4 separate regions of the Homo sapiens genome follow, and all the other regions are linked to region 3. A link is a loop called in an ENCODE intact Hi-C map of the cell type or tissue named here. Cell type or tissue: CD4-positive, alpha-beta T cell. All regions are shown on one strand.

The links. Peaks named below come from ENCODE experiments on the same cell type or tissue, not always from the same donor. Only the 100,000 strongest peaks of a DNase experiment are listed, where the experiment ranks them.
Region 1: it touches region 3 in a loop (2.9-fold over the local background); 2 of 110 quality-filtered maps call a loop at or near these places.
Region 2: it touches region 3 in a loop (4-fold over the local background); 7 of 110 quality-filtered maps call a loop at or near these places.
Region 4: it touches region 3 in a loop (5-fold over the local background); 12 of 110 quality-filtered maps call a loop at or near these places.

The regions. Positions count from the first base shown.
Region 1 is chr11:123,020,108-123,028,107 of GRCh38, reverse strand. No RefSeq gene overlaps it. Among named protein-coding and RNA genes, the nearest start is that of SNORD14E, 34 kb to the left of the region's middle. In CD4-positive, alpha-beta T cell, CTCF peaks have their summits at 4,789 (motif pointing right), 6,736 and 6,935; DNase peaks (open chromatin) are centred at 4,797 and 6,937.
Region 2 is chr11:123,049,781-123,057,780 of GRCh38, reverse strand. HSPA8 (heat shock protein family A (Hsp70) member 8) reads left to right here. Exons shown (of 9, transcript NM_006597.6): 9 at 1-292. The coding sequence ends at 47. It also overlaps the pseudogene RPS26P43 and the pseudogene RPL31P47. Among named protein-coding and RNA genes, the nearest start is that of SNORD14E, 4.4 kb to the left of the region's middle. In CD4-positive, alpha-beta T cell, a CTCF peak has its summit at 3,285 (motif pointing right); DNase peaks (open chromatin) are centred at 2,923 and 3,310; H3K27ac peaks cover 629 bases.
Region 3 is chr11:123,243,518-123,251,517 of GRCh38, reverse strand. No RefSeq gene overlaps it. Among named protein-coding and RNA genes, the nearest start is that of CLMP, 52 kb to the right of the region's middle. In CD4-positive, alpha-beta T cell, CTCF peaks have their summits at 3,911 and 4,112 (motif pointing right); a DNase peak (open chromatin) is centred at 4,137.
Region 4 is chr11:122,860,460-122,868,459 of GRCh38, reverse strand. It overlaps CRTAM (cytotoxic and regulatory T cell molecule), which reads right to left. Exons shown (of 10, transcript NM_019604.4): 6 at 5,916-5,996; 7 at 3,741-3,824; 8 at 905-1,051; 9 at 361-447. Among named protein-coding and RNA genes, the nearest start is that of JHY, 18 kb to the left of the region's middle. In CD4-positive, alpha-beta T cell, CTCF peaks have their summits at 4,355 and 4,557; a DNase peak (open chromatin) is centred at 4,539.

The sequences.
Region 1 (8,000 bases), 220 kb after region 3:
GTGAATTGTATGGTACGTGCCTAACATCTCAATAAAGCTGTTGAAAAATTCTCTTCTCATAGTGCTCATATCTTAGTGGAAAGCAAAAGGATTCAACCTTCTAAGGATCTTTCCAATCTGTCCACTTCTCTTTGTCCAGCACGTTACCATCTCCTCTTTGGATCACCACAAAAGCCTCCCGCCTCTTCTGGCTCCAGTGTGGCCTGCTGTGAATCTCCTCTATAAATCTCCACTTTGCTGCCTTAGAAATCTTTCTGAAGGGCCATTGAGATGCTCCTCCTGCCTCCATCTCACCACGGCTTCCACAGCCTTAAAGGTGAAGTCCAGGCTCTTTCACTCCACTGAAAAGGCCCTGTATGATCTGGTCCCTACTAATCTCTGACTTCATTTCTCACCACTCATCACTTGGGCCACGAACTCTTTCAGTTTTGCAAATCTCTTTGCCCTGTCTCAATTCCAGGCTTTTGCAAAGCCTGATTGTTCTGCCTTTTGGGTCTCAGCTCACATGCCACTTGTTCTGGAAGCTTTTTTCTTAAATACTCCCCGTCTTCACACAGTAGAGCCCTGCCCCCGCAACAGGTGTGTGCCCATTCATTTCCTAGACTTACTGCGTGCCAGGCACCTTTTTTTGTTTGAGACAGGGTCTCGCTCTGCCACCCAGGCTGGAGTGCAGTGATGTTATCGTGGCTCACTGCAGCCTTGACTTCTCAGGCTCAATTGGTCCCCCAGCCTTAGCCTCCCAGGTAGCTGGGACTATAGTGCATGCCACCATGCTCAGCTAATTTTTTTTTTTTTATTTTACTGTAGAGACATGGTTTTACCATGTTGTCCACGCTGGTCTCAAACTCCTGAGCTCAAGCGATTCACCAGGCACCATTCTAAGTGCAACGTTATAAAATTAACTCCTTTAATTTTCACAACAACCATATGATGTAGATACTATTATTATTCTTATTGTACAGATGAGAAAATTGAGGCATAGAGAGGTTAAGTAACTTTCCCAAAGTCACACAGCTGGTGATGGAGCACGGATTTGAACCCAGACAATATGGCTCTAGAATTTGTGCTAACTGCCATGTTCTGTGGCCTGAAATTGCTTAACACATCTTGGCACTTATTATACACTGTAATTGACTCTTTAATTATATCTCCATGTGACTTTTAGTTTATGGGAGGTAGGAATTATGTCTGGCTTTTTCATTATTGTGTTCCCAGCATGAGGCCTAGCCCATAGTTTTTTAATTAAAAAGAAGAATGAACAAACTAATTAATTAATTAAGATAGAGATATGTGAGATGTACAAGAAGAAAGTTATTGGATTTCTAGCTCATAGAAGGACAATGTTCTGATTAATTGATATTATGTTAAAAGTTCTCTAACGTACAGGATACATATTTCTTGAGAAATTATATTCTGGTTAAAGTGCCTTATACACAGTGGATGGTTCATAATTCTTGCTTAGTTTTTTACAACTTTTTATTGTAAATTATGTAAGATTTACAAAAATAGTACAAAGAATTTCTATATCCTCTTTACCTAACTTCTCCAAATGTTAACATATGATATAATAACAGTACAAAGATAAAATTGGGAAGTTAACATTACTACTTAATTCATTGCTATCTCATTTAATTCTCATTATCTGTTTCAATACTGTCCTTTTGTTTTTTGAGACAGAGTCTTGCTCTGTCGCCCAGGCTGGAGTGCAATGGCACGGTCTCGGCTCACTGCAACCTCCGCCTCCTGGGTTCAAGCAATTCTCCTGCCTCAGCCTCCGGAGTAGCTGGAATTACAGGGGCCCGCCACCATGCCTGGCTAATTTTTGTATTTTTAGTAGAGATGGGGTTTCACCGTGTTGCCACACTGGTCTTGAACTGCTGAATCTTGTGATCCGCCCACCTCGGCCTCCCAAAGTGCTGGGATTACAGGCGTGAGCCACTGCATCTGGACTCAATACTGTCCTTTTTATGATCCATGATCCAAACCAGGATTACACATTGCCTTTATTTATTAGCCTGTTTTAAGCTGGGACGATGTCTCAGTTTTTCTTTATCTTTTCCAACCTTGACACCTTTGAAGAGCAGCTGTCAGTTATTTTGTGGAACATCCCTCCATTTGGGTATGTCTGCATTCCTTGCAGACATTAAATTCAGGTTATGCATTTTTGGTAAGGATACCACATAAGGGATGCCATGTCCTTCTCAGTGCATCATATCAGGAAGCACACAATAAGCTTTAATCTTGGTTAAGGCTATATATGCCACATTTCTACATTGTGAAGTTATGACATTTCTCACTGTAATTAATAGGCATCTCATGGAAAAATACTTAGAGACTAAATAAATATCATGTTTCTGGTAATAATTTCATCCATGAATTTTAGCATCCACTGATACGTTCTTGAAAAACAATTTTTACTGTGATCTTTGCCATTGGTGACTTGCTATTTGCATCACTCCTTCTGCATTTATTAATTGGAGTATTACAGTAAGAAAGAACTTTCCTTTCTTCCTCATTTATTTGTTTATTCAATTTTTTATTTAAATAAGTATGGGCTCATGAATATTGCTTTTAATCTGTGAGTGAACATTATTATCTTTTAAACATTTTTGTTGTTCAGATTGTCCCAGATCTAGGAGTCTTACCAAGTTGGCTTGTGTCATTTCAACATGTGTCCATCATTTTTTGAGCACTTCCTTAGTTACTAGCTCCACAAGATGTCCTAAGTTCATTCTGTTCTTCCCTGCCCCAGCCGTATAATCAGCTATCTGTTTAAGTAGACCGGGTTCCTTTTTACTGGAGAATAATATTTAGAAAGAAAGATCTGCAGTGAAATCCCGTCTCTACTAAACACACACACACACACACACACACACACACACACACACACACACACACATTAGCCGGGCGTGGTGGTGGGTGCCTGTAGTCCCAGCTACTGGAGAGGCTGAGGCAGGAGAATGTCGTGAACCCGGGAGGCGGAGCTTGCAGTGAGCCGAGATCACGCCACTGCACTCCAGCCTGGGCGACAGAGCAAGACTCAGGCTCAAAAAAAAAAAAAAAAAAAAGATCTGGGCACTAGATGCTTACTGCTACTGGGGTGTCATTGTTTCCTCCCTCAGTGATCAGGGCTAGGAAATATACGTATGTGTACACTTAAACATGTCTTTACTTATTTCCCTGTCTCTCTATTAAAAACTATGACTTTGCCGGGTGCAGTGGCTCACGCCTTTAATCCCAGCACTTTGGGAGTCCGCGGTGGGCGGATCACGATGACAGCAGTTTGAGATCAGCCTGGCCAGCATAGTGAAACCCTGTCTCTACTAAAAATACAAAAATTAGCCGGGCGTGTTGGCGCACTCCTGTAGTCCCAGCTACTTGGGAGGCTGAGGCAGGAGAATTGCTTGAACTCGGGAGATGGAGGTTGTGGTGAGCTGAGATCTCACCACTACACTCTAGCCTGGGCAAAAGAGAGACTCTGTCTGAAAAAAGAAAAAACAAAAAACAAAAAACAAAAAAAACCTATTATTTTATATTGATACCTCCAGTTCCATTCCAGCTCTCAGGGTTCATTCTATTATTTCCCTTTCTTGTTTTTAATTCCTTTCTCTGACAGTAAAAAATTCGGTGGTTATTATTCACAATGTATTTACTTATTTGTTCAACACTAGATTACACATAAAACAGTTTTAGAATTTCCAACCTACAGCCTTGTGAAAAACAAATTTATTAAATACAGTAAAATTTGTGTGCTCTTTGCGTTTAGAGTACATAGTTAAATAACAGTCCAAAGTTACTTAATTCTTTTTTCTCACCTCTTTTATTGTGGTTATGTTATAAACCTGTAATAAATTGAATGCATTTTTTTTTCTTTTGAGACGGAGTTTCGCTCTTGTTGCCCAGGCTGGAGTGCAATGGCGCGATTTCGGCTCACCGCAACCTCCGCCTCATGGGTTCAAGCGATTCTCCTGCCTCAGCCTCCCGAGTAGCTGGGATTACAAGCATGTACCACCACGCCTAGCTAATTTTGTATTTTCAGTAGAGATGGTGTTTCTCCATGTTCAATGAATATTTTAAAACATAAATAGTATTTGTAAAAATATATTGAAAAACACCATATATATGGAACTGTCTTGCAGACAACTTGAAGGCTTGGAGAAATATCTCCAGGCTAAGTACTCCCAAGCCTGTAGGAGGGTTAGAACCCTCATCTCTTCCTACCTTACTCCTTTCACCGGATGTCCTTATCTGTTTCTGTATCACCTGTTTCCTTAGTCCTGTGGGAAGACATTCTCACAAGTGCTTTAAAAGTCCTGAACTTCACTCTAACCCACCTCCACTGAAGTTTCCATTGGTTTGGCCGCAGGTCAAATAAAGCCTTTTTGTTCCTTTTTTTTTGAGACGGTGTCTCGCTCTGTCGCCCAGGCTGGAGGGCAGTGGCGCGATCTCGGCTCACTGCAACCTCCGCCTCCCAGGTTCAAGCAATTCTCCTGCCTCAGCCTCCCGAGTAGCTGGGACTACAGGCGCACGCCGCCACGCCCAGCTAATTTTTTGTATTTTGTTAGAGACGGGGTTTCACCGTGTTGTCCAGGCTGTTCCCGAACTCCTGAGCTCAGGCAATCCGCCCACCTCGGCCTCCCAAAGTGTTAGGATTACAGGCGTGAGCCACCGCGCCCGGCCTTTTTTGTTACTTTTAATACCACTTTTGTCGCTGGGGAGTTTTCTACGCTATCAGCCCTACCTGGATCAAAGATCTCACTGCAATCCCTTTTCCTTTTCGCTTGTGCTGAAGATGGCCACCAGGTGGCACTTTAGAGTCTCCTTCGGCCCCATTTTGAAAGTCAGCTGCTTGGATTCGGTTGACTTTAGAAAGCAACGTATTCATGAGATGGGAAGAGATATTCTAGTTGCTTTTTAATTTTAGTTAAGAAATTTCCTGCCATTTAGGTCCAAGCAAAATGAAAAAAAGGAAGCACATTTCAGCCTCTGTCCTCTTCTTTGCCTAGGAATCTTGAACTCCTTCCATCTTCCTTTATAAAACTTCTCTCAAGGAAAAACAAACATACATATTTGTTGATAGCCAAAGCGGGTTTATCTAAGAGTGACTGAGCTCCTTGGTCTATCAGCCTCTGCAAAAGAAGCTCAGACAGGACATCAAGAGGCTGGAATCCAGGTAGAAACTCCACCACTGACTCTCAGTACTTCCTTGAGTCATTTAGCTTTTTTGGAGCTTCAGTTTTCTTATGTGTAAAACAAACGGATTGAACTCCATGCTCTCAAACACAAATCCCTCAGATGCCAGGTGGATACCATAAATCTATGAAGAGGCTGAAGAGGGGTTTAGGACAACAGGATCTTGTATCGACTAAACTAGAATTACAAAATGCATGCTCTATGAAATGCATTCAAATTTAAATTTTTAAAAAAAGATTGAAAAGACCAAACAAAATACCTCTGGGCATTGAAAGTGTTCAGAAAGCTCCTAGTGTGCAGTTTGTAGACTGGAGAATCTTTATCACTGAGGTTTCTTTTCTTTTCTTTCTTCTTCCTTCTGTCTCACTCTGCACCCAGGCTGGAGTGCAGTGGTGCAATCTTGGCTCATTGCAGCCTTGATCTTCCAGGCTCAAGGGCTCCTCCTGCCTCAGTCTACCAAGTAGCTGGAACTACAGGCACGAGCCACCATGCCTGGCTAATTTTTGTGTTTGTTTTTTTTTGTTGTTGTTGTGTTGGATTTTCACAGTGTTGTCCAGGCTGGTCTCAAACTCCTGAGCTCAAGCAATCCATACGCCTCAGCCTCCCAAAGTGCTAGGATTACAGTTGTGAGCCACCGTGCACAGCCTCACTCATGCTCTTCTATCTGTTTGAAATATTAGCCACTACCCCTGTTCTCCATCACCTCTGCATAACTAAATCCTAATTTTTTTCTTACAAAACCCACTCAAATGCCACTTACTCAAGGATGTTTCCCTTGATTTGAGTCTTTCTAAATTAAAAGATTTTTTTCTTTCTTCTGAATTCCCCTCCTTTTGGCCCTTATTGCTTTTTTAACTGTATTATTTATGTGCTGGTCATCAGTCTTTCACTACATATTTACTTTTAAGATCCTTGAGAGCAGAGTCCATGTCTAATTAATTTTATGTCTCCAACATCTGGAAAATCAGCCAACAAATATTTATTGAGTACCTAGTTGATTCATGTTTACGTGATTTTAGGCACTCAGCACAAAATTGTGGAGACTTAATAAGTGTTTGCTGAATTAATGGTATTAAATGGCCAGCCAGGATAGCAAAAATGAGAAAAGAAGATACTACCAAATGTTAGTGAACATGTGGAAGAATTGGAAATCTTATACTCTGCTGGCCCCTATAATCTTTGCACTCCAGTGTGTTCCAATCACTTTTTCACTTTTTTTTTTTTTTTTTTTTTTGCAGACAGATTCTCTCTCTGTCACCCAGGCTGGAGTGCTGTGGCACAATCTCGGCTCACTGCAACCTCAGCCTCCCAGGTTCAATTGATTCTCCTGCCTCCGCCTCCCAAATAGCTGGGACTACAGGTGTATCCCACCATGCCCAGCTATTTTTTTTTTTTTTAATTTTTAGTGGAGATGGGGTTTTGCCATATTGGCCAGGCTCGTCTTGAACTCCTGACGTCAAGTGATCTGCCCACCTCGGCCTCCCAAAGTGCTGGGATTACAGGTGTGAGCCACCATGCCCGGCCTCCCATCACTATCTTATGTTGCATGGCAAGAGGGATTTTGCAGATGTAATTAAGTTTACTAATCAGTTGATGTTACAATGGGAAGATTGAGCGGGCCCAATCTAATCCTATGAGCCGTTTAAAAGCTGAGAGTTTTCTTCAGCTGGGGGCAGAAGAGGAAGTCAGAGAGATTCAAAGCTCAAGAAGGACCTGATGCATTGCTGCTGATTTAACAATAGAGGGAGCCCCTGGGCCTGAGTGTGGCCTCTGGAAGCTAAGAGCAGCCCTCAGCTAACAGCCTGCCAGAAAATGGAGACCTCAATCCTATATAACTGCAAGGAACAATTCTGGCAACAACCTCAATGGGTTTGGAAGCAGAATGTTCCCTAGAGCCTCCCAGTGAGAACCAAGACCAGCTGACACCTTGATTTTGGCCTTGGAAGCAGAGAGACCAGTTGAGCCTGCCTGGACTTTTGACCTACAGAACTGTGAGATAATAAATGGGTACTGTTTTAACCTACTAAGTTTGTGGTAATTTTCTATGCAACAATTTCAAAACAAATACAGACACTCAAGCAGCTCTGTGGAGGGATGCACAGGGAGAGGAACTGAGGCTCCCGCTGAAAGCCAGCACCAACTTGCTGGCTATGTGAGTGAGCCACCTTGAAAACATGGATCTCTGTCCCCAGTCAAGCCTTCACATGACTGCAGCCCTGCTGACATGTTGACCACCACTTCATGAGAAGGTCTGAGCCAGAAACACCCAACCAAGCTGCTTTGGAATTCCTGACTCACATACATCATTAGAGATAAAAATTGATTATCATTGTTGTGAGCCACTAAGTTTTAGAGTAAATTGTTATGAAGCAATAGATCACTAATAAGCGCTCAGTAAGTGTTTACAGACTGATTGGGCACCCTAGGGCATTATAGCCAAGCAGGGAAATTTCAGGCACCTCTGATGTCTGGCGTCTCAGAATTCCAACCACACCTGCAGCCCTGTCCTCACTAAGGCAGATCCTTTACCTAACTACCTTTCCCTCCTGCCCTAAGTCCTTGCTGGAATTCCTGCCTGAGCTTCTCAGGGTCTAGACTTGCCTGAGTTGCTCTGAACATGCTTCAGTTTCCTTAGCATAAAAATGAGAGAAGGCGGGTGCAGTGGCTCATGCTTGTAAATCCAACACTTTGGGAGGGTGAAGTGGGTGGATCACCTGAGGTCAGGAGTTTAAGACCAGCCTGGCCCAACATGGTGAAACCTCATCTCTGCTAAAAAAAAAAAAAAATAGCCAGGTGTGGTGGCACAC
Region 2 (8,000 bases), 190 kb after region 3:
CCTCTGGTGGTGCTTCCTCAGGGCCCACCATTGAAGAGGTTGATTAAGCCAACCAAGTGTAGATGTAGCATTGTTCCACACATTTAAAACATTTGAAGGACCTAAATTCGTAGCAAATTCTGTGGCAGTTTTAAAAAGTTAAGCTGCTATAGTAAGTTACTGGGCATTCTCAATACTTGAATATGGAACATATGCACAGGGGAAGGAAATAACATTGCACTTTATAAACACTGTATTGTAAGTGGAAAATGCAATGTCTTAAATAAAACTATTTAAAATTGGCACCATACAATTGCTTTGAGTCTTTAAATAATCTCCCAGGCCAGCTGGTGGGAGAAGTAGGCTTAGGTGATTATGTGACTCTTACTTTCTCCTTCCTCTTAAGCTTGAGTTAACAAGGGCTGGGTGGCAAGTTGCCCTTCAGAGCATTGTGGATGGTACATTTTGGAATTCAGAGCTTTGAGAAGGGGAGCATAAGAAATTGGATCTGGATCAAACTAACCTTAGTCCTTAGGCTGGAGAGGCAGAAAGCTGACTTAATGGTGTTTTCTAAACTTATTCTGTGTGTAAGCCTGCCTAGGAGCAGAGGCTTTCCTGGAGGGTTGTGCTAGATGAGTAAGAATTTAGAGATCAGAATCAAATAATGGGCAGTGAATATTAAGCTACATGGCAGAGGTATCTGAATGTCAATCCCTTATATGAGCCACTGCCCTGTGGGCTTCCATTTCTTCCTGAGTTAAGATTATTCAGAAGGTCGGGGATGGAGCTAAGCTGCCACCTGGTTAATTAAGGTCCCAACAGTGAGTTGTGATAGCCTAGGGGAGCAGGCTGTTACCTGTCATTACGTACGTGACAGATTTCAGTGGACTAGCTAATCTTAGCATATGCCAAAAAGCTAATTCATGGAGGAGCTGCAGTTTTTCTCTTTGGTACTGAAGGGCTACTAATGTCTGGGTATCTCAGTGGGAATTTGTAGCACGATTTGATATACTTCTCATTCCATATTTTCTCCAAGGTTACAAAAAATGACAAGTAGTACACACTTCTTTTTTTGAAGGGTTTTACTCTTGTTGCCCAGGCTGTAGTGCAATAGCACGATCTCATTGCAATGGTGCAAACCCTGTCTCCTGGGTTCAAGGGATTCTCCTGCCTCAGCCTCCCAAGTAGCTGGGATTACAGCCATGCGCCACCATTCCTGGCTAATTTGTATTTTTTAGTAGAGATGAGGTTTCTCCATGTTGGTCAGGCTGATCTCCCTACCTCAGGTGGTGCACCCGCCTCGGCCTCCCAAAATGCTGGGATTACAGGTGTGAGTCACTGCACCTGACAGCAATGCACGTTTTTGGCATGTTTCTTTTGTTTGGGTGAGAATCTTACCTGGGCTTCAGTTTTCCATAGGGGTGTGTTATCACTTGTGCAGGCTGGACTGGAACTCCTGGGTCCAAGTGGTCACCCAGCCTTAGTTCCAAGTAGCTGGCTCTACAGGTGTATGTCACTGCACATGGCCATACCATGTATTTGAGATGCTACAAACTTTTTTGATGCCTTGACTCAACGAGACTAAAGGGTAAATATACTTTGATCTCGTTTCATGTGGAATCTTAAAAATATGTGGAAGGTTTTCAGTGGTAGCTGTTACTGTAAATTTTTGAACTTCAGGTTAATGTTAGCTTAATGTTCATTAGCAAAACACAAAATTAGAGGAGTAAATATGGCAATGTTTCCCCTATACAGATAATAACTTGTTGGACATGTGTAATGTATAGCAAGGAATTGGGGCCTGGGAAGGTGGGAATTAATATTTGCTAGGTTTTCTCAGTTATTCGTATTATACTTTCATCTATTTATAAACCAGAATGTGTTTATAGATGATACTGAGGCTCAGGTGGACACTTAATGTCATCACATAGTCTAATCTGGGGAAATGGATTTTTTTTTTTTTTTGAGAGCCTCCAGCCTCCCTTACCTAGGCTGGAGTGCAGTGGTGCGATCTCACTGCAGACATTGCCTCCCACTTTTGCATCCTCCCACCTTTGCATTCTCCCACCTGACTAGCTGGGACACCATGCCCAGCTAATTTTCATATTTTCTATAGAGCGGGAGTTTTGCCATGTTGCCAGGCTGGTCTTGAATTTTTGACCTCAAAATGGTTTGCCCCACCTTGACCTCCCAAAGTGCCGAGATTACAGGTGTGAGCCACTGTGCCTGGCCTATTGTTTGTAATTAGGGTTCTGCTGTGGGCTAGTAGTTTAAAAAACCAGTAAAGATGTTTAAACCCTATAAATGTCTAATTAGCTGTTAGGTAAGGCTTAGAGAAAGAGAAGGTAACCATAGGGACAGCAGTGTCTACCACTTCCCATTGAATTTCGAGTTAATGGCAATTGCTTCTCCCCTTATTTGATTCTCCAAATAACCTTACAATGGAGGGATGTTTGGATGCTCTGGCTGTGCATGCACAAATCTACACGGTGGCAAAATTTGCTTTTGCAAGTTACTGTAAGGAGGTTTGAGTTTATAAGAGGAAACTCCATGACCTAGATGGTTCTGTCCCTGCTGCACAGGGCGCTACTGGATTGGGAAGACAGGCCAAAAAACTTAATCTCTAGGTCCAGTTTAGGAGTTACATGCAGGTTTCTGGTGAACTTGGCAATATGGTTATATTCTAAAATGTATTTTTATTACTATAGCTCTCTCAGTTTCTACTTGACCTTATTAGACATTTTTCTTTTTTTTTTTTTTTTTTGGAGATGGGAGTCTTGCTCTGTTTCCCAGGCTGGAGTGCAGTGGTGTGATCTCAGCTTGCTGCAGCCTCCACCTCCCGGGCTCAAGCAATTCTGCCTAAGTCTCCTGAGTAGCTGGGACTACAGGTGCACGCTGCCACACCCAGCTAATGTTTTGTGTTTTAGTAGAGATGGGGTTTCATCGTGTACCGAGGCTCAGTATCCTGAGCTCAGGCAATCTGCCCGCCTCCCAAAGTGCTGGGATTACAAGCATGAGCCACCACGCCTGGCCCTTAATAGACTTAAACTTCTAAGGCAATAGTATAAAGCCACAATAATAAAATTATCCAACAATATTACTACAATATTTGTTACATATAAAATTAAAAAATGACAATGCCCGTGAAAAATCCTTTGTCCAAACTATATTGAGTACTTACAATGTTCCAGGCTTTAGGCTTTCAAAGGAAAAGTGGTCTTTTGGATTCCATTAAGGTGGGATGAAGTGGTTGCAGGACATAAATAGAAACGCTGAGAGTTTCCGTATCTGTGGGTCTACGTACTGATGTAGTCATCTTTGTCCACTAGATGGCAGTAGCTATTTATAAAACTATCAGAGTACCCCGGGGGAAGCTGCTGTAGCATTGTCTGTGCTGTTTGTTGTGCTTTCTAGCTGGAAGCACAGCAAATAATGAAGAAGGAAAAGGAAGTCAGCTCTAAATATCCACAATTACCTTCCAGGCAAAGCATTCTTTTTCTCCTTTTTTTTTTTTTTTTTTTGAGATGGAATTTCGCTCTTGTTGCCCAGGCTGGAGTGCGATGATGAGATCTCAGCTCACTGCAACCTCCACCTCCCGGGCTCAAGCAATTCTCCTGCCTCAGCTTCCCGAGTAGCTGGGATTACAGCCATGCGCCACCATGCCCGGCTAATTTTGTGGTTTTGGTAGAGACAGGGTTTCTCCATGTTGGTCAGGCTGGTCTCGAGCTCCCGAGCTCGGGTGATCCACCCGCTTCAGCCTCCCAAAGTGCTGGGATTACAGGTGTGAGCCACTGCGCCCGGCCCAGCATTCTCAACTGAGCAAGTGCCCTGCTTAGGTGGGAGTAATGGCTTGAGTTGAGATCTCAGGATACTTGGGCAATGGGTATGGAGGGATGGGTAATACAGACAGGTTTAGAATACAGAGGGTGAGGTGAAGAAAAAGCTCAGAGAATATAGCCTTTCCGGAGCCACACTGGCTAGTTTAAGTCCCCATATTATTTCCCTCATCCCCCTGAACTGCTTCTGGGTTTCTCAACACACTTTGGTGAAATGCTTAAATTCCTCAGGAAGCTCACCCAAGAATGGAGAAGCACCTGTGTGCACACCTGTGTTCCCAGTGTCTGGCACATAAGCAACATATATTTGTCAAGTGAATGAATAAAAAGGGGTGGGTGGAGCAGGTACCCAAGAGGGTAGAATGTGCTCCCTTTGTGCTTTATAATAGTCTGCTCATGATCATCTCTCTTGGAAGAGTGGGAGGGTGGTTGCTGGATGAGCTCAGACTCACTCTCTGTTCCTTGCAGGGTGGGGAGCCAACATTAGAGTTGCATGTGATGAGAAGAAAGTGATCAAACCTGGAGCAGATTTGGGTAAAGGAAAGTTGGCAATAACAGAATTGCCAAGATCTTGACCGGAATAAAGGTCTTTACATTGCCCCTGAGATCTGGGCACTATGTGGAGTCAGTGGGATGAACAGAGACAGTGTAGCTAGTCTGCAGTATAAGACTGTCAGGGCCTGCCTGGAGCAATGGGGCCTGTCCTAGAACACTGGGCCACAGCACAGAACATTCAGAGCATGCAGCCAGCTCAATTTTTTATTTATTTTATTTTATTATTATTATTATTTAGACAGGGTCTTGCTCTGTCACTCAAGCTGGGATGCAGTTTCATGATCACAGCTCACTGCAGCCTCCGCCTCCTGGGCTCAAGTGATCCTCTTACTGAGTAACTGGAACCACAAGCGCATGCCACCACGGCCAGCTAATTTTGTACTTTTTTGTGTAGAGATGGGGTTTTGCCATGTTGCCAAGATAAAGACACCATCAAGAAAGTGAAAGGCAAACCCATAAAACTAGATAAAATATAAATCATATATCTGATAAGGGACTGTTATCCCGAATATATGAAAAACACTCATAACTCAAAAAGACAACCCATTTTTTAAAATGGGCAAAATGTCTGAATAGACACTTCTTCAATGAAGATAAACAAATAGCTAATAAGCACATGAAAAGATGCTCAACATTAGCCACCAGTGAAATGCAAGTTATCACAGAGATAGAATTTCTCGTACATTAGGAATTTCTCGTATAATCAAGCTGGCAAGGATGTAGAGAACTTAGGACCCTCATACACTGTTGGTGGTATAGCCATTTTGGAAAACACTGATGGGGCTGGGCGCTGTGGCTCACACCTGTAATCCCAGCACTTTGAGAGGCCGAGGAGGAGGGCGGATCACCTGCGGTCGGGAGTTCAAGACCAGCCTGGGCAACGTGGTGAAACCCCATCTCTACTAAAAATACAAAAATTAGCCGGATATGGTGGTGTGTGCCTGTAATCCCAGCTACTCCGGAGGCTGAAGCAAAAGAATCGCTTGAACCCGGGAAGCAGAGGTTGCAGTGAGCTGAGATCACACCACTGCACTCCAGCCTGGGCAACAGAGTGAGACTTTGTCTCAAATAAAAAAAAAAAAAGGAATTGAGTACTGATATGTGGTACAACATAGATTAGCCTTAAAAACATTATGGTAAGTGAAAGAACCCAGTCATAAAAAAACACATATGATTCTATTGATATGAAATGTGCAGAATAGGAAATCTTTTAAGACAAAAAAGATTGATGGTTGCATAGGCTGAGGGGAAAAACGGGGAGAAATACAGAGTGATAAAGGGTATGGGATATTTGTTTTGGGGTGATCAGATTGTTCTAAATTAATTGTGATGATTGCACAATTCTGTAAACTAAAAATATTGAATTACACACTTTAGATGGGTGAATTGTATGATCTCAATAAATACATATATTAACTGAAAAAGAAAGAGGCGTAGGGCTGGTTTCCCCTGCAAGGAGAAAAGAGAAAGCGAGACAGAGACAGAGACAAAGGCCTACCATTGTAATTGGGAACATGGATGAGGAAGAACAATATTGCTCAGCTGAAGGCTGAGGTGGGTGGATTGCTTGAGGCCAGGAATTCAAGAGCAGCCTGGGCAACATGGCAAAATCTCATCTCTACTAAAACACAAAAATTAGCTGGGCATGGTGGCGTATGCCTGTGGTCCTAGCTGCTTGGGAGGCTGAGATGGGAGGATGGCTTGAACCTGGGAGGCAGAGGTTGCAGTGAGCTGAGATGGTGCCACTGCACTCCATCCTGGGCGATGGAGTGAGACTCTGTCCGCCCCCCCACTCCACAAAAAAGAAGGAAAAAGAAAAAAAAAATAAGATTCTTACTCTCAAAGAATGGAATAATCATGGCTGTGCTGGGTTTACTGGGCTTTTTTTTTTTTGGTAGTTTTATACTTTTATTTTATAATCAACAGTTAGCGCTCATCCATGTTGACGGTCTATACATTTTTGAAAGTGGTAACAGGTACATAGGTACAGCGCTGTTTTTGGTGAATCTTCATCCTCATGTTTTCTGTGCACATGGATATGGATATAGTATGGGACATTCCTTATTCCTTTGGCCCAGACAGTTTTGTTAAGCCTGATATCAATGTGTACATCTGGAGTCCGCATCTCCATGGCCAATTTCCGGATCTCTCTGAGTGCCCAAGGGGCACCCTTTTTGAAGCCCACTTCACGGGTACGCATGTAAATGTTGATGGTGGAGTCTCAGATGATCACCTCCGCTGATGGCAGAATGGTCCTTCTCACCGCCCTTCTCTGCAAGAGCCATTCTGCTGGGTCCAGACCTTTTCGTTTTTGTTTTTGTTTTTGTTTTTTTGAGACAGAGTTTCACTCTGTTGCCGAGGCTGGAATGCAGTGGCGCCATCTCGGCTCACTGCAACCTCCACTGCCCGAGTTCAAAGGATTGTCGGCTTCAGCTTCAGGAGTAGCTGGGATTACAGGCATGCGCCACCATGCCTGGCTAAATTTTTTGTATTTTTAGTAGCGACAGGGTTTCACCATGTTGGCCAGGCTGGTCTCGAACTCCTGGCCTCAAGCGGTCCACCCATCTTGGCCTCCCACAGTGCTGGGATTACAGGCGTGAGCCACTGTGCTGGCCTGTTTTTTATTTTTTTAAAAATTTCTACACTTTCATTTGAGACATTGTGGTCACTCAAACCAAGTGGATACAGGTCCCCTTAGGAGCTGGGAAAAGATTAGATTGTACTGAAAAGAAGGTGGGTTGTGGCCTTATGGGCGCGGTGGCTCACGCCTGTAATCTCAGCACTGTGGGAAACTGAGGCAGGCAGATCACCTGAGGTCAGGAGTTCAAGACCAGCCTGGCCAACATGGTGAAACCCCAACTCTACTAAAAATACAAAAATTAGCCAGGTGTGGCGGCACATGCCTGTAATCCCAGCTACTCAGGAGGCTGAGGCAGGAGAATCATTGGAACGAGGGAGGCGGAGGTTCCAGTGAGCCAAGATTGCGCCACTGCACTCCAGCCTGGGCGACAGAGCGAGACTCCATGTCAAAAAGAGAAAGAAAGAAAGGAAAGAAGGAACAACGGTCTTGCCAAGAAGGGCTTCGGTCACGTGCAGTCTATTCACTGCAAGAACTGTGCCCGATGCGTGCCCAAGGATAAGGCCATTGAGAAATTCATCATTTGGCCAGGCGCGGTGGCTCACACCTGTAATCCCAGCACTTTGGGAGGCCAAGGTGGGCAGATCACGAGGTCAAGAGATTGAGACCATCCTGGCCAACATGGTGAAAGCCCGTCCCTACTAAAAATACAAAAATTAGCTGGGCATGGTGGCAAGCGCCTGTAGTCCCAGCTATTCGGGAAGCTGAGGCAGGAGAATCGCTTGAACTAGGGAGGCAGAGGTTGCAGTGAGGCAAGATCGTGCCACTGCACTCAGCCCTGGTGACAGAGTGAGACTCTGTCTCAAAAAAAATAAAAAAAATTTGTCATTTGAAACATAGTGGAGGCTGCAGCAATCAGGGACATTTCTGAAGCAAGCGTCTTCGATACCTATGTGCTTCCCAAGCTGAATGTGAAGCTACATTACTGTGTGAGTTGTGCAATTCACAGCAAAGTAGTCAGGAATTAATCTCATGACACCAGCAAGGTCCAT
Region 3 (8,000 bases):
TTCAGTTTCTCTTGAGTGCAGATATAGTAGGAGGACTCAGCCACACACAAGACAGACACTGCTGAAAATGACTGTGAGTCCCCCAGCATCTCTTCTCAGCAGGTTTTACAGCCTCAGAGTGAGGAATCTGAGAAAACATCACCCATCCACTCTCACTTGTTGGGTTTCTAGCTTTCCACCCTGTCTCTGCCTCGGACTCTGTCTCCACCCCTGCCTGTCTTGCTGTTTCCTTCTGTAGGCTTTCCTATCTGCCTCTCCTCTCTGTCATCTTTCTCTCCTTCACACATGTGCTCATACATACACATGCTTGCTCACACACAGGCGTGCAAACACACACATGCACACCCGCACTCCCCTAGTCCATCCTGCCTGAGCGATCACAAATCCAAACGAGACAGCATGAGGAAGTCCAACAAAGGGAGCCCTGATGAGCAGACGGACGGCCATTGAGTTTGCATTTCTTATTCATAGAAGGCGCTGGAAATGTGACGGAGAAGAGCTGCTGCCAGATGTCTCATGCCATGGCTTCATTGATCGCTCTTTCTCAGCATCAAATGAGTAACAGCACGACCAGGAGAAAAATGCTCCTAAAAACTGGAACAGACTGTCAACTGGTTCCAATAAAGGATCCGATTCATTATTTTTCAAAACCCAGACTCGGGCCTGAACATAAAGTAGATTTCTTTTTTTTTTTTTTTTTTTTTTTTGAGACGGAGTCTTGCTCTGTCACCCAGGCTGCAGTGCAGCGGCTTGATCTCGGCTCAATGCAAGCTCCACCTCCCGGGTTCACGCCATTCTCCTCCTCAGCCTCCCGAGTAGCTGGGACTACAGGCACCTGCCACCACGCCTGGCTAATTTTTTGTATTTTTAGTAGAGACGGGGTTTCACCATGTTAGCCAGGATGGTCTCAATCTCCTGACCTCATGATCCACCAGCCTCGGCCTCCCAAAGTGCTGGGATTACAGGCGTGAGCCACCGCGCCTGGCTGATTTCTTTTTTTTTTTTTTAATTTATTATTATTATTATTCTTTTCTATAGTGCTGAAGTAGGTTTCTTAAGTCAAAATATCATCCTATCTTCTAGCTCTTGTCCTCTGTCTTGAAGAAATGAGGACGTGAGGAAGGCGAATTGTTTGGTTGATGAGATGTTTGCAGCCATTTGGGCTGTTAAACAAACAAAGCCCACGTGAAACATCCCCCAAATTATTCAGAGCACAAGTTCTTGCTACGAAAAATAGTAATATTTGCTACAAATAAATACATTTACAATGTAGTATTTTAGTAAGGCTAAACACACACACACACACACACACACCGAAAAACCATAAACAACACTGAAAGGCAAATATTTCTGATTCTTCCTTTCTGCCCTAAATCCAGTTCAGCTGCAAGTCCCATGAGCTCTTCCCTCAAGGAGTGTCTAGGGCTCATTGACTTCTCCCCTCTCCAGTGGCTGCCACCCATAGCTAAGCCATCATCACATCTTATCTGGACCGACACACAGTCTTCCTCACTGTCTGTCTGTGGTGCCCCCTCTGCCTCCCTCACTGTCCTTTTGCCAGAGAACCGCCTGCACGCCCTTTGAATAAGGTAAATGAGACCATCTCTTATGCCCATAAAATCCTTCATTTCCAACCTCATCTAAGATAAGAACTGAATTCACCGCAGCCTTGCTACCTCTCTAACCCCATAGCCTCCTGCTGTCCCTCTTCTTGTTTTTCTTTTTTCTTTTCTTTTTTTTTTTTTGAGACAGAGTCTCACTCTGTCACCCAGACTGGAGTGCAGTGGCGCGATCTCAGCTCACTGCACCCTCAACCTCCCAGGTCCAAGCAATTCTCATGCCTCAGCCACCTGAGCAGCTGGGGCTGCAGACACAGCTGGGCCACCGTGCCCAGCTAATTATGTCTCTCTTGTTCTCTATGCCGTGGTATCAACAGCCTTCATTTGGACACTGGTGCAGCAGGCTTACTCGCCTGTGGGGTATTTGCCCTTTCTCTGACTTCTGTCTGAAGGTTCTTCCTGGGTTGAAATGTTGCTGACTCCTTGTCCTCATGTGGATCCCACCTACTCAGAGCAGCCCTTCCCAACAGCCTCAACTAAAGGAACAAACTCCCCCATCACCTTACCTTGCTTCAAAGCACTCACATGCAGGGTGCAGTGACTCACACCTGTCATCCCAGCACTTTGGGAGGCTGAGGCGGGAGGATCACTTGAGCCCAAGAGTTTGAGAACAGCCAGGCCAACATAGTGAGACCCACTCTCAGCAAAAAAAAAAAAAAAAAAAAAAAACACCCACTACTTTTTTAATGAGCCAGGCATGGTGGTGCATGCCTGTAGTCCCAGCTACTCAGGAGGCTGAGATGGGAGGACCTCTTGAGCCCAGGAGGTCTAGGCTACAGTGAGACACTGCACCCCAGCCTGGGCGACAGAGTGAGACTCTGACTCAAAACAAACAACAACAACAACAAAGCACTCACCAAAATCTAAAACTATTTACTTGCTTTTACATTTCTCTTCCCTCTTCACTTAAACTCCACAAAAGCAGAAACCCCATCTATCCTTTTGTAAATCACTGAATCTCCAGAATCTAGAACAGCACCTGATAACACACCCTAAGTGCTGATTGATTGTTGAATGAATTCATGAAGGTGTTGAATAAGGTGTTGATGAATAAGTTAAATTTTTTTAACTTTAATGACAGACCTAGGGTTAATAACTCTAATATGTAAGAGCCTTTATTATTCAGCAAGAAAAATATGAATAAGCCCAAGAAAGGCTGGGCCAGAAGTTCCCAGCCAAGATCCAGGAAAATATATTCTCAGCCCAGACAATAATACTGAGACACCATCTTTTCCTGTCTCTTCTGTTGAAAATAAAAAGGATGTTAAAGGCAAAAGGGAAGGAGGTATTTGACCCTGTAGAAGGGACCGAAAATAGACAAGCCAGGCGTGGTGGGTCATGCCTGTAATCCCAGCACTTTGGGAGGCTGAGGCGGGTAGATCACCTGAGGTCAGGAGTTCAAGACCAGCCTGGCCAACATGGTGAAACCCCGTCTCTACTAAAAATACAAAAATTAACCAGGTGTGGTGTTGGGTGCCTGTAATCCCAGCTCCTAGGGAGGCTGAGGCAGGAGAATCGCTTGAACCTGGGACGGGTGGAGGTTGCAGTGAGCCAAGATGGTATCATTGCACTCCAGCCTGGGCAACAAGAGCAAAACTCCATCTCAAAAAAAAAAAAAGAAAGAGAGAAAGACAGAGAGAGGAAAGAGAAAGAAAGAAAGAGAGAGAGAGAAGGAAAGAAGGAAGGAAGGGAGGAAGGAAGGAAGGAAGGAAGGAAAGAAGGAAGAAAGGAAGGAGAGAAAGAAGAAAGAGAAAGAAAGAAAGAAAAGAAAGAAAGAAAGGAAGGAAAGAAAGAGAAAATAGATAAAAAGAAGAGGTCAAGGAAGGAAGAGGACGAGGGGCCATGTGGTACACGTGTCACTTTAAGTTACCAGGTCAAGCAATCAAGGAGGGTGCTGTCTCATTTCAGGATAACTGCAGCCAGCCCCAGTGAGGCAAGGCCAAGAAATAAAGCATTGTTCACTTTCTATCACTGCCTGGTCTCCGTTCCCCTCCTCTCTTCTCTGTTTTCTTGTTCCTGGAATAGACGAATAGAATTAAAGTGGAACCGGAGAGAGAAAAGTGGTCAGTAGGAATATTGAGGGGAGAGGTATATATTAATAGAATAATATAACATAACAAAATATCTGTTTGGTAAGTGATAGGCTTGTGGCTGTAATTTTTTAATTTTTCTACAATAAACATATTACTTGCATAATTTTGAACTTTAAAAAAATAATAATTCATCATGGGGTGGGGCATATGTATTTACAGAATCCCATCGGTGGTACCAGACCCCATAGCTCCCCGATCCACACAGCTGCAACTGGGTAGTTATAACATTTGTATCTCCCCAAATCAGCGTAGAGTTGATGGAAATTCAAATGGTGATAGAAGACCAGGGCAGGAGAAAGAATAGAAAGACAAGGCACGGACATTTAATCAATGACCCTGAGGAAATTTGAGCTGATCAAGCTGCAGGCGCCCCTGCTCCCGACAGGAGCCAGTGACACCCGCTGCCCACAAGGGGGCGGTATCTAACCAACTGCAAACCCAGCTTGAGCGGCCGCGGCACCTGAATGCAGCTATTTGGAATACACTCGAAAACTGAGTTTCTTTAGCCATTGATTAGTTTATGTGTCTGTCTTGCTATCGTTTTGACCCCAGAGTGCACCAAAATACTGAAAGCTCAGAACTGGACGCCAATTTTCAGGAGTAGCTTCTCATAAAAGATCAACAACATTTAGTGCCAATCCTTTGATGACCTTCCTCCCTGCTCATCTCACACAAAACCCAAAGCCTTGTTAGCCCTTGAAGTCACAAATTACATTAAAAGGAAAAAAGGGAAGAAAAATTCAAAGTCTGGTTTCAGAGCCAAAAATGGAAGGTGCTGGCCGGGCATGGTGCCTCATGCCTGTAATCCCAGCACTTTGGGAGGCCAAGGCAGGCAGATCACTTCAGGCAGGAGTTCAAGACCAGCCTGGGCAGCATAGCAAGACCCAGTCTCTACAAAAAATACAGAAAGTAGCTGGGCATGGTGGCGCACTCCTGTGGTCCCAGCTGCTCAGGGAGGCCTCAGCCTCCTGAGGCTTGCTTGAGTCCAAGAGGTCAAGGTTGCAGTGAGCTGTGATCAAACCACACACTCCAGCCTGGGTGACAGAATGAGACCCTGTCTCAAAAAAAAAAAAAAAGAAAAAGAAAAAAGAAAAAAGAAAAATCCAAAAATGGAAGGTGGAGGGATGTCTCTAAATAAGAAAAACATCTGGGCAGGCACGGTGGCTCACACCTGTAATCCCAGCACCTTGGGAGGCCGAGGCAGGTGGGTCACCTGAGGTCAGGAGTTTGAGACCAGCCTCAACATGGAGAAACCCCGTCTCTACTAAAAATACAAAATTAGCCGACTGTGGTGGTACATGCCTGTAATCCCAGCTACTCGGGAGGCTGAGGCAGGAGAATTGCTTGAACCTGGGAGGTGGAGGTTGCAGTGAGCCAAGATTGCACCATTGCACTCCAGCCTGGGCAACAAGAGCAAAACTCCATCTCAAAAAAAAAAAGAAAGAAAGAAAGAAAGAAAAACATCTGAATAGAGGTTACCATCCGGTCCTGGTGTCATCTTAGCCCTCCCATCCCACTCCCAAAGCCAGAGGGGCCCCCAAGACAAAGAGGCCTATATAAAAATGCAGAGCTGGCCGGGCACGGTGACTCACGCCTGTAATCCCAGCATTTTGGGAGGCTGAGGCGGGCGAATCATGAGGTCAGGAGATCGAGACCCTCCTGGTTAACACAGTGAAACTCCTTTTCTACTAAAAATACAAAAAAATTAGCCAGGTGTGGCAGTGTGTGCCTGTAGTCCCAGCTACTTGGGAGGCTGAGGCAGGAGAATGGTGTGAACCTGGGAGGCGGAGCTTGCAGTGAGCCGAGATCGCACCACTGCACTCCAGCCTGGGCGATACAGCGAGACTCCCTCTCAAAAAAAATAAAAAATAAAAATAAAATAAATGAAAACACCAGAGCTATGCTATTTGAGCCTGGGATTCAGGACCACTTCAAATCCTCAGATCTCAACAGATCACAGAAATCAAACTCTATTTACTTCCGCATCCCTGGTCCCAAAGACTTAGCTTGACAAGGAAAGAGAGCAAACAATAGACCCGGAAACCAAAGACCAAATCTAAATAATGTAATTACTCTCCAGTTGCACCTCACTGGTTTATTTCCTTTGGATGAACACCCCACCACACCCACAAACACAGTGTGCTAACCTTTATCTAGAATCAGGGGTTCTCAAACTTCAGTGCGCATCAGAACCCTCTGAAGGGTTGATAAACCACAACCGGCCGGGCCCCTCCCCTGGAGTTTTTCATTCAGCAGGAATAGGGTGGGCCTGATAATTTGCATTTCCAACAAGTTCCCACTGACGCTGATGCTGCTGGTTGAGGGACCACACTTTGAGAACCACTGTTTATTAATAACACAGTACAGAGGGATTGGCCCATATATTGACTTAAGCATGAGAATGCTCAGAAAAAAAATCCATCAAATAAGAAACTAATGTTTATTAACACTACCATATGCTGGATGCTTTACATTCGTTATCTCCTCTTATTTCATCTTCACTAATTTCTGAAATTCAGTATCATTATTCCCATTTTCAAATGAGAAAACGAAGGCTACAGGAGGTTGGTTGACTGAGGTCATTCAGCTAGTAAAGTGTTAGAAACGGATTTGATCCAGCTTCAAAGTCCATGCTGAATATTCATTCTATCTCCCATATGAAAAGCAGATGAATTGAAATGAACAAAGAAGAATAAAAATAAGCAGTTTTTTTGTTGTTATTGTTGTTGTTGTTTGAGATGGAGTCTGGCTCTGTCTCCCAGGCTGGAGTGCAGTGGCGCGATCTCAGCTCACTGCAACCTCTGACTCCCGGGTTCAAGCGATTCTCCTACCTCAGCCTCCCAAGTAGCTGGGATTACAGGCACCCACCGCCACTCCTGGCTAATTTTTGTATTTTTGGTAGAGGTGGGGTTTCACCGTGTTGGTCAGGCTGGTCTCGAACTCTTAACCTCCGGTGATGTGCCCACCTCGGCCTCCCAAAGTGCTGGGATGACAGGTGTGAGCCACCACGCCCAGCCAAAAATAAGTAGCTTTTAAATGAAAGTGGAAAAGCAAGCAGTGTAGGGAAGCTTTATAGCCACAATTGGTATCAGAGGTGGCTATGAGGTCGCCCTCGTGCCCCATGAAACGTGTAGCTCTTGGAAGAGGCCGGACTCAGAAAGCCCAGCCAGTGTTTAAGCTGAAGTAGCAACGAGAGGTCCTGCCTCAAAGAGAACACTATACATTATTTAGAATAGCAAGTGATTTCTATTTTTGCACTCTGAGGAGAAGAGGTATTTGCCAAAAAGAGTGTTAGGGATGTTTGTTAAAAGGTTTTTTTTTAACAGATCAGAAATCCCCAAGTTGGAGGCTTTTTAAAATGATGAATCAAAAAAGTGGAAAAAACAAATGTGACGAATGCTTAAATGGCCAAGAAACTGATTAACACCCCTCACAGCTTTCAGGTTTCTAACTCAAAAAGCAAGTGTTTGCTTCCTTAAGCATTCCCTTTCTGTTTTATTAGTCAAACAGGAAGCATTTTGATTCTGAGGGTTTTTGTGTGTGTGTGTGTTTGGTTTTGTGTGTGTGTTTGTTTATGTGTGGGTAGGGGAAGTTTCTATTCAAAGTAATGCATTGTCAGGAAATACACCTTTTGCATAAAATAATCTCAATATCCAACAAAGACTCAAATAGTTGGTATGTCTTGGCGAACAATTAAACAGATTTACATCATTAGCAATAGCGTGGAAATAAATCTAATTTCACCGTATTAGGTTACACACAATTTAATTCAACCAACAGAGCCTCCTCTGTGCAAACAAGGTGTTACCTACAAGAAACTTGTAATTTAATCAGAGTAGTAAGATGGACATACTAATAATTATGGTAACCATGATCCAGCGGGAAGGAAGCCTGTCATGAAGAATCACTGCTTTCTTCACAGTCCCTCTCACGGGTCTCTTTCTGCTCCTGTCCTGGTGTATTGTCCGCCAGCTGCCGTCTAAATGGTTCTAACCCTTCTGATGGCTTTGTTGCCCCTGACTCTGACTCGCCCAACATGCTGCTACCAGACTTATCTTCCTAAATCAGAGGGAAATTTGATGCCCCAGCTCAAAGTCTTCCTGGGGGTTTTAGTTACCTGCAGAGCTAAAGTCATACTGGTTATCAATGTCCTCCACAATTCAACTGCAAACCACCTCACCAACATTATCCCCTTTCACCCGTCTAGGAAAGGCCTCAACTCCAGGCAAATTGATATCCTCGCTATGCCTGAGACACTACAGACCCTCCTACTTAGAACCCAATGACA
Region 4 (8,000 bases), 380 kb after region 3:
CTGGAATACACTCCCTCCTCTCTCCTGGCAGCAGAACTCGAGACTCCCTAGCTTCGGATTTCAGGACTTAACGCTGGCGGTCCCCTGAGTTCTCAGGCCTTTGAACTTGGACTGAGCCAGGCTACCAGCATACCAGGGTCTCCAGTTTGCAGACCTCCTGTCCAAGGACTTGTCAGCCTCCATAATCTCATGAGCCAATTCCCCTAATAAATCCCACCTCATACACACACACACACACACACACACACACACACACACACACACACACACATATTCTGTTGTCTCTGTCTCTCTGGAGAAATCTGACTAATACATTAATGAACCTCATTGTTCAGATCTCAGGTCATACAGTTGACTTACATTGGCCATTTTTCTCTTCAGATGATGTTTCTTCATTATTTGACCTTGATCTGTAACTTTCTAGTGTGTGTTCTGAAACTTCGTTTTCTACAAAAAAAGAAAATCAAGCAACTAATTTCTGATGCCATGGACATGTAGAAATGTATATTTGAATAAGATAATACCTCTGTTACTGTGCAATAGTAGACTTACCATGCCCCTCCCATAACTCATACCTCATTAATTCAACACATAGTTTTTGATTCCTGTAGGGACTGTGCTAGGCAGTCCTGGGATTTTTATCCTTCTGTGAATAGAAGTGTCTATCATTTAATGCCAATTTCTGGATCTATGCTAGTTTCTATTGATTATACACTCTTAGACTATAGTCCCTGGAGATTCACACCCGAGTTTACTAGAAAACAAACAATTGCTTATCTGAGACAGCACTTATCAAATAGATTATGTAGTGTCTGACAGAAAGCTTTAATGGACAGAATTTCCCTTTTTTTTAGCCATTTGTTCTGGCGTCTTATAGCCCCCGTCAGGTTCCCTGCCCACTGACCTTTCTTCCATATCACATGTGCTTTCCTCAGCTTCATGATGAAGAGCTGGACTATGATGAAGAGTATGAAAATGAGGAAGGACACCAGCGTGAGCAGCAGGATGCCACTTTTCTTTCTTGCCAGTCCTAAATACTGAGGATTTGCTTCTATAAGGAAAATGAAAAAGGAGTTTAGATACTTTGGGTTTTTTTTTTTTTTTTGCCACTGGAGAATATGTAACAATACTTCTACAATGTGATATAAGCTAATAGACAGCTCAGATGAAGAGATGAGAAAGAGCTTACCCCTGAAGGTAAAGAGACTTACATTGTTCATTCTCTGAGAACAAGCAAACAGGCATACAACAAACAAGGCAATTATGTGTGATGATTTGAAAAGATTTTTTAAGTGACGTAGCTATTGGGCTAGTTATTTTTTATTTCTACAGAAAGCATATGAGAAAATCGACTTAAGTTATAGTCAGGAGATTCAAATTAGCTTTAGGAATGATTTTTAGCAAAATATAGTTAAGTAGCAAGAGGGATTGTTAAGGAGTTTAAAAAACTATCCAAATAAAATGAAAATTTATTTATCTTGGTTAGGTTAAATGTGGCCCTACAGGAAGGCATTTGGGCTAAATCAGATGAGCTTGTGAAAATATTTCTAGCCAGGTGCAGTGGCTCATGCCTGTAATCCCAGCACTTTGGGAGGCTGGGATGGGAGGGTTGCTTGAGGCCAGGAGTTTGAGACCAGCCTGGGCAACATAGTGACACTTTGTCTCTACAAAAATAATAATAATAAAAAATTAGCCAGGAGCAGTGGTGCACACCTGTAGTCCTAGCTACTTGGGAGACTGAGGCAGAGGATCACTTGAGTCCAGGAGTTTAAGGTTACAGTGAGCTATGACTGTGAAACTGCACTCCAACCTGGGAGACAGATGAGACCTGTCTCTTAAAAAAAAAAAAAAAGGCTTTCTAAACCTAGAATTCTGATTCTATGGGCTGTAGTCTTGCTAAATGTCCTAGTCACCTCATCTTAACCAATGAATAATTAAGGAGTGCCAGCTATGTGTAGAACATTGTGCTTGGACCTACAGAAGGCACAGTTCACATGCTTTGGGGATTAGCTGTCTCTATATATAAACAAATTAATAAAAACAAACAAAAGTAAGATATGTCAAATTCTGGATCCATATGTATTTATATCATAGTGTGTTCAGGGGTTCAGAGGCAAGAATGGTCTCTGAGGGTTGAGTTGGTCAAAAAAGTTTTCAGTGAAGATATTGGCCTTGAAGAGGGAGTAAGGAGAGGTGAGAGGAGGTCTCCTCTTCCACCAGGGGCAGTGAGGATAAACAAGGGCAGGGCGATTGAAAAGGGTTGATGTTTTCAGAGAAAAATATGTATCTCATAAGGACTTTGTAGATATGAGACTGCAGAAGTAGGTAATAGATGGCACCTAATGAGGTGTTTGGGACTCATGCTCTGTGTTGTAGACTTCAGGAAGCTATAAAGGGTTTTAGAACACAGGTATGCAGATAAAGAGATATTTTGATGGTAGGGTGCTAAAAGTGAACCAGAGGAGGAGAAACTGAAGTTATAATACTCCATGCAGGAGATGATGAGAGCCTGGATTGGGACGTTAACAGTGACAATGGACAAAATACCTGAAAGACAAGACTCAAAAGTTCTTGGAAATTGACTGATTTTATATACGTGTGTGCATATGCATATACATATACACATAGATATATTTGTACACATACATAGGAGTGATAGATAACACCAAGGTTTGGGACCCGTGTGTTGCTTTGGGGCCTGTGTGATGCTTTGGACAAGCTGATTTTGTGGGAGAAGGTGCTGTTTGGTATTTAGCAATGTTGAGTTTGGGGAAATCACAGAAAATTCAGCTACAGATACATAGAAAATGGAAAGAAATTGGGAGCAATGCTGAGGAGGATGTTCTGGAAATATAGGTATAGAAATCTTTTGCTTACTGGGCACAGTGGCTCACACCTGTAATCCCAGCTATTTGGGAGGTGGAGGTAGGAGATCTCTTGAGCCCTGGAGTTCAAGGCTGCGGTGAACATGATCGTGCCCCTGCACCCTGGCCTGGGAGACAGAGAGAGACCCTGTCTCTAAAAACAAAACAAAACCAGAAAAAAAAAAGAGAGAAATCTTTTGCCTAGTGGCAACAGGAACCATCTTGGGAATGAGTAAACTCTTTAAAAAATAAGGGAAGAACAGCCGGGCGCGGTGGCTCACGCCTGTAATCCCAGCACTTTGGGAGGCCGAGGCAGGCAGATCACCGGAGGTCGGGAGTTCAAGACCAGACTGACCAACATGGATAAACCCCATCTCTACTAAAAATACAAAATTAGCTGGGGTGGTGGCGTGTGCCTGTAATCCCAGCTACTCGGGAGGCTAAGGCAGGAGAATCACTTGAACCCGGGAGGTGGAGGTTATAGTGAGCTGGGATTGCACCACTGCACTCCAGCCTGGGCAACAAGAAAGAAACTCTGTCTCACAAAAAAAATATATATATATAAAAAAAAGGGAAGAACAAAAGATGGAGAAGTAAAATCAGAAGTACATACACATTTAAGAAGTCAGAAGAGGAAGATAAGTTAATTAATGGATACAGAGAAGCAGTGGTTAGCAACAAATAACAGAACCAGGAAAAGTATGTCAAGAAGCCGAGAGGTAACTAAATCAAGGAGGGACAAGGGAGTGATTAACCAATCATGTCCTAAAGGGCAGAAAGGTCAAGAAAAGGGAGGACTGACAAAGGCCATTGAATTTATCGATTAAGAGGTTAAAATGTCGAGTGTTTATTCTAAATGCAGTGGGTGACACTTACCGGTGGTCAAGTCAGGATCTTGAGTGGTTTGTTCTTTCTCTTCCTTGTCAATCTCCGATGTACTAGAATCTTCCGTTACTGAGACTAAAGTGAAAGAAGATAAAACATGAGCTATGCATGCATTATATACATGTGACTACATACAACTGTAGTTACGTAAGTCTTCCCAGAGCAGCTTGGGAAGCCAAATTTAAAAACAGTACTGAGATCATTTGTGAACTATGGATTTCTTGCAAACATAATTGCAAATGGCTAGGCTCACTTTGCCTTATTTTTTTAAGGTAAATGTTTTGGGCATTTACTCTGTGCCTGGCCTTGAACTGAGCACTTGGTATATATTATTTCTCACCACAGCTCTGAGAAAACGGAGGTTTAGAGCAGTTATGTAAAGTACCTAAAGTCCTGTAGCAAATAAGTGGCAAAGCCAATACATAAACTCTGTTTTACCTAACTCTAGAGCCCAGCATTTAAACCATTATTTCATATTTCCATCCTGAATCAGGCCTATTAGGGAGAAGGTCTTTAGGATGCTTCAAGATAACAACTGAACACCGAGGAACGGCATTCCAAGCTTTAATTATAGAAAACCTACAGCCTGAAATTTATGTTGAAATATAGCTTCAGTTATTCAAACCTCTGCTTGCCTCCCCATTAGAAGTGGGATGTACTATGATGTTTTTTCTAGATAAGATAAATTATAAAAAATCAGAAACTGTGTGGTTTTTTTTTCCAGATTTTACTGCTGATGTTTCCAATTTCCTTTTTTCTCTCTGCAGTTTCTTGCTTTTTAGTCCATTGCACAGCGCCACTATGTGGACCCCGAGGGGAATGAAGCCTCCCATTCTATTGAAAATGGGTATTAAATGTAATAAAATCGTAGAAATGGAAAGCTGAAAGGAATTTTAGAAACCCTATTTTAAAAGTCTTATATATGAAAAAGCAGAGCAGAAAATTGAGTTGCTCAGTAGCAAGCCGTTAAAGATTACTAGATTCTAAACACGTTTACAAATATTGGATTATTAAAGCAAGTGATGTGGCTGTTCCACTTCATAATATTTTCAATTTCCATTGTCCTTCAAAAAATTGTATGGTACATGTTGTATTTATCAGTGTTTAGAAATCCCAAACATTTACTTTTAAATATTATTTAGGATACAAATTTTTAAAAATATGATCTGATACTCAGAACTATGAACATGATAATGCTCTGAAAGCCCTTATTCCAACAAATGAAATTATTATTGACACATTACATGAAATGGAAAGAGAATATGTAGGAATTTATGCCTTTCTGGATGAGGCTAATAGTCTTGCTCAAAGCACCATAACCAATTCTTTCTTTCTTTCTTTTTCTTTCTTTCTTTCTTTTTCTTTCTTTCTTTCTTTCTTTCTTTCTTTTTCTTTCTTTCTTTTCTTTCTCTCTTTCTTTCTTTTTCTTTCTTTCTTTTTCTTTCTTTCTTTTCTTTCTCTCTTTCTTTCTTTCTTTCTTTCGTAATTCATTTTCTGAGAAGCTGCTATTGCTGGATACTATGCTAGGTAAAATACAAAGTTAAATTAGATATACAATCATTGCTCTGAGTTAACCTCTAGTGAGTTCACTGTCTAAAAAATTGGAATTATAATCCAGGCTTTCTAAATTATTCTGTATTTGTAGTTCAATCCCATCATCAAAAATGACCTGAGTTATTGACAATCAAGTAATTGATGTGCCTTCAGAGGTGATTTTGTTATTCAATGACAACACCAAATCTCCAGCTTCTGCTTCTTTTCTCTTTGTTGATACCAAGTCTGTGTTTTGTGTTTGGTGTGCTTCAGATGGGAAAACAAAGAAACGAGTCTCTCTATAAATGAATTCAACTTTGTCCTTTACTGCAGAGGAAATTCAAATGTCACAGTCGTGAATGTGTGTGTGTACATGTGTACATCTCTATCTCAGGCAAACTAGAACTGAACTTGCAAAGCTTTATGTCAGCCTGAAGCCCATCCCACTAAGTATTCCGATGCCTGATGTGGTTCTTCTCTAGGATGGTACAAAGCTGGAGCCAGTTGGAGGGGCCTGTATGGTCTTAGTAAAAATTAAAACAAAAAATATTCTTAAAACTTAGAATGAGAAAAATAACCTTCCCAAGGAAACGTGATTTTTTAAAAACAAGTTTGAATGATTTTGACACTTACCAGTACTGGTGGGCTGCTGTGGGTCTTGAGAGGATAGAGAGTTTCTCTCCAGAGCATCTGAAGCTGTCTCTTCATCAGTAACTAGGAAAGGGGAAAAACAAAATTCTGCTACTATAGAGAGCAGTTTTACCCACATTGTGCTCAGTAAAAGAGATTGGAGAATATATTTAGCGGCTACCTGCTTGTAGAGGTTGTGCAGAAACCCCAGAACTGTGTGTTCTGTGGCTCCTGCTCTGGTTTTTGAATCTGTATCCCACTGAGTGTCCATCTGCTCACCTGCCTGGCTTAAAGCACAGCATGCTGGACCTCTGTGTGGTGGCAGTGGTAGGCAAAGAGTATTCACTGTTTCTATCTGTGTCCTTCTATCCATCAATCAATCCCTCTGTCTGTTTATCTACCCATCCACCTATCTATCTACCTATTAGATGGCTTTGGAATCAGCCTCAGACTGGGCTGAATTCCAGTGCTGCTATTTACCTGCTCCTGAATGAGTTGGACAAGATACCCGACCTAGCACTTTTTTTTCTCTTATCTGTAAAATGGAGATACTGACAGCATTTACCTCTTCGAGTGTTTTGTGAGAATTAGTAAGTTCATTTATATAACATGTTTAGTACAATGCCTAGCTATTTATGAAGCACAGTGCTAAATGTTATTGTATAACATTAATCAATGCTTAGGAATGTTTCCAGAGGGTCAGCCTAGTATAGGTTTTACCAGTCATTGAACAGGTTTTACCAGCCACATCCAGGAAGCATGTAATAACTGTGCCTGTCACTTTACAAATACTAACACTGACATGTCGGGTGGGCACAGTGGCTCACACCTGTAATCTCAGCACTTTGGAAGGCTGAGGTGGGTGGATCGCCTGAAATCAGGAGTTCAAGACCAGCCTGGTCAACATGGTGAAACCCCATCTCTACTTTAAATACAAAAAACTAGCCGGGCGTGGTGGTGTGTGTGTGTTTGTAATCCCAGCTACTTGGGAGGCTAAGGCAAGAGAATTGCTTGAACCTGGGAGGCAGAGGTTGCAGTGAGCCAAGATGGCACCACTGCACTCAAGCCTGGGCGACAGAGCGAGGAGACTCCCTCTCAAAAAAAAAAAAAAAAAAAAAAAAAAAAAATATATATATATATATATATATATATATATATATACGTATATGTATGTGTGTGTGTGTGTATATATATATATACTGACACGTCACAGGTGGTTCATGTTTTTATAAAATTTGTGAGTGCTTCTTGGTGTTTATTTAATCAAATAATTTTCCATGGTTTTGAAAACATATCTGGTTAATCAAACATTCAAACTGTATGAAAAATATAAAAATACCTGAATTGTGTGTAAGGGCTCTGAGGAAAGAAAGAATTACTAAGGAAACATTATAGAGATAATAGTATAGACTATAAGGCTAAAATGAACTCTGACCACACAGGTGCCAGAGAAAATTGAAGAAAGAGGAGAGCTGCTGGCAATGAAAAGAGGGAAAAGCTGGAATGCTAGTCAAATAGAAGTACTGGGAATAAATTTTAAGAAGAATATGGGGCCGGGCACAATGGTTCATGCCTGTAATCCCAGTTCTGTGGGGGGCCGAGGCAGGCAGATTGCTTAAGCCCAGGAGTTTGAGACCAGCCTAGGCAACATGGCAAGACCCCATCTCTACAAAAAAATAGCTGGGCATGGTGGTGCGCCCCTGTAGTTCCAACTACTCAGGAGGCCAAGGTAGGAGGATCATCTGAGCCCAGAGAGGTCGAGGCTGCTGTGAACCGTGATTACACCATTGCGCTCCAGCCTGGGTGACAGAGTGAGACCCTGTCTCAAAATTTTAAAAAAGAAGAAGGACATCACTGGGGACATATAGAATAAAATTTATCAATAGTGATTTAAATCTTCTAACATAGTATATACTATGTGAATTCAGAAAATTATGTTTATGTACAAAACAAGTTTTATCTATACATATTTAAAACTAGACTCTGTATTTACTTTGATTTATCCTGTTAATTAACAAGCTAGCAAACTATTGCATTTAGACTGAATGTTGTTTTAATTGGGTGGATACTGGCACATGATGATCTACC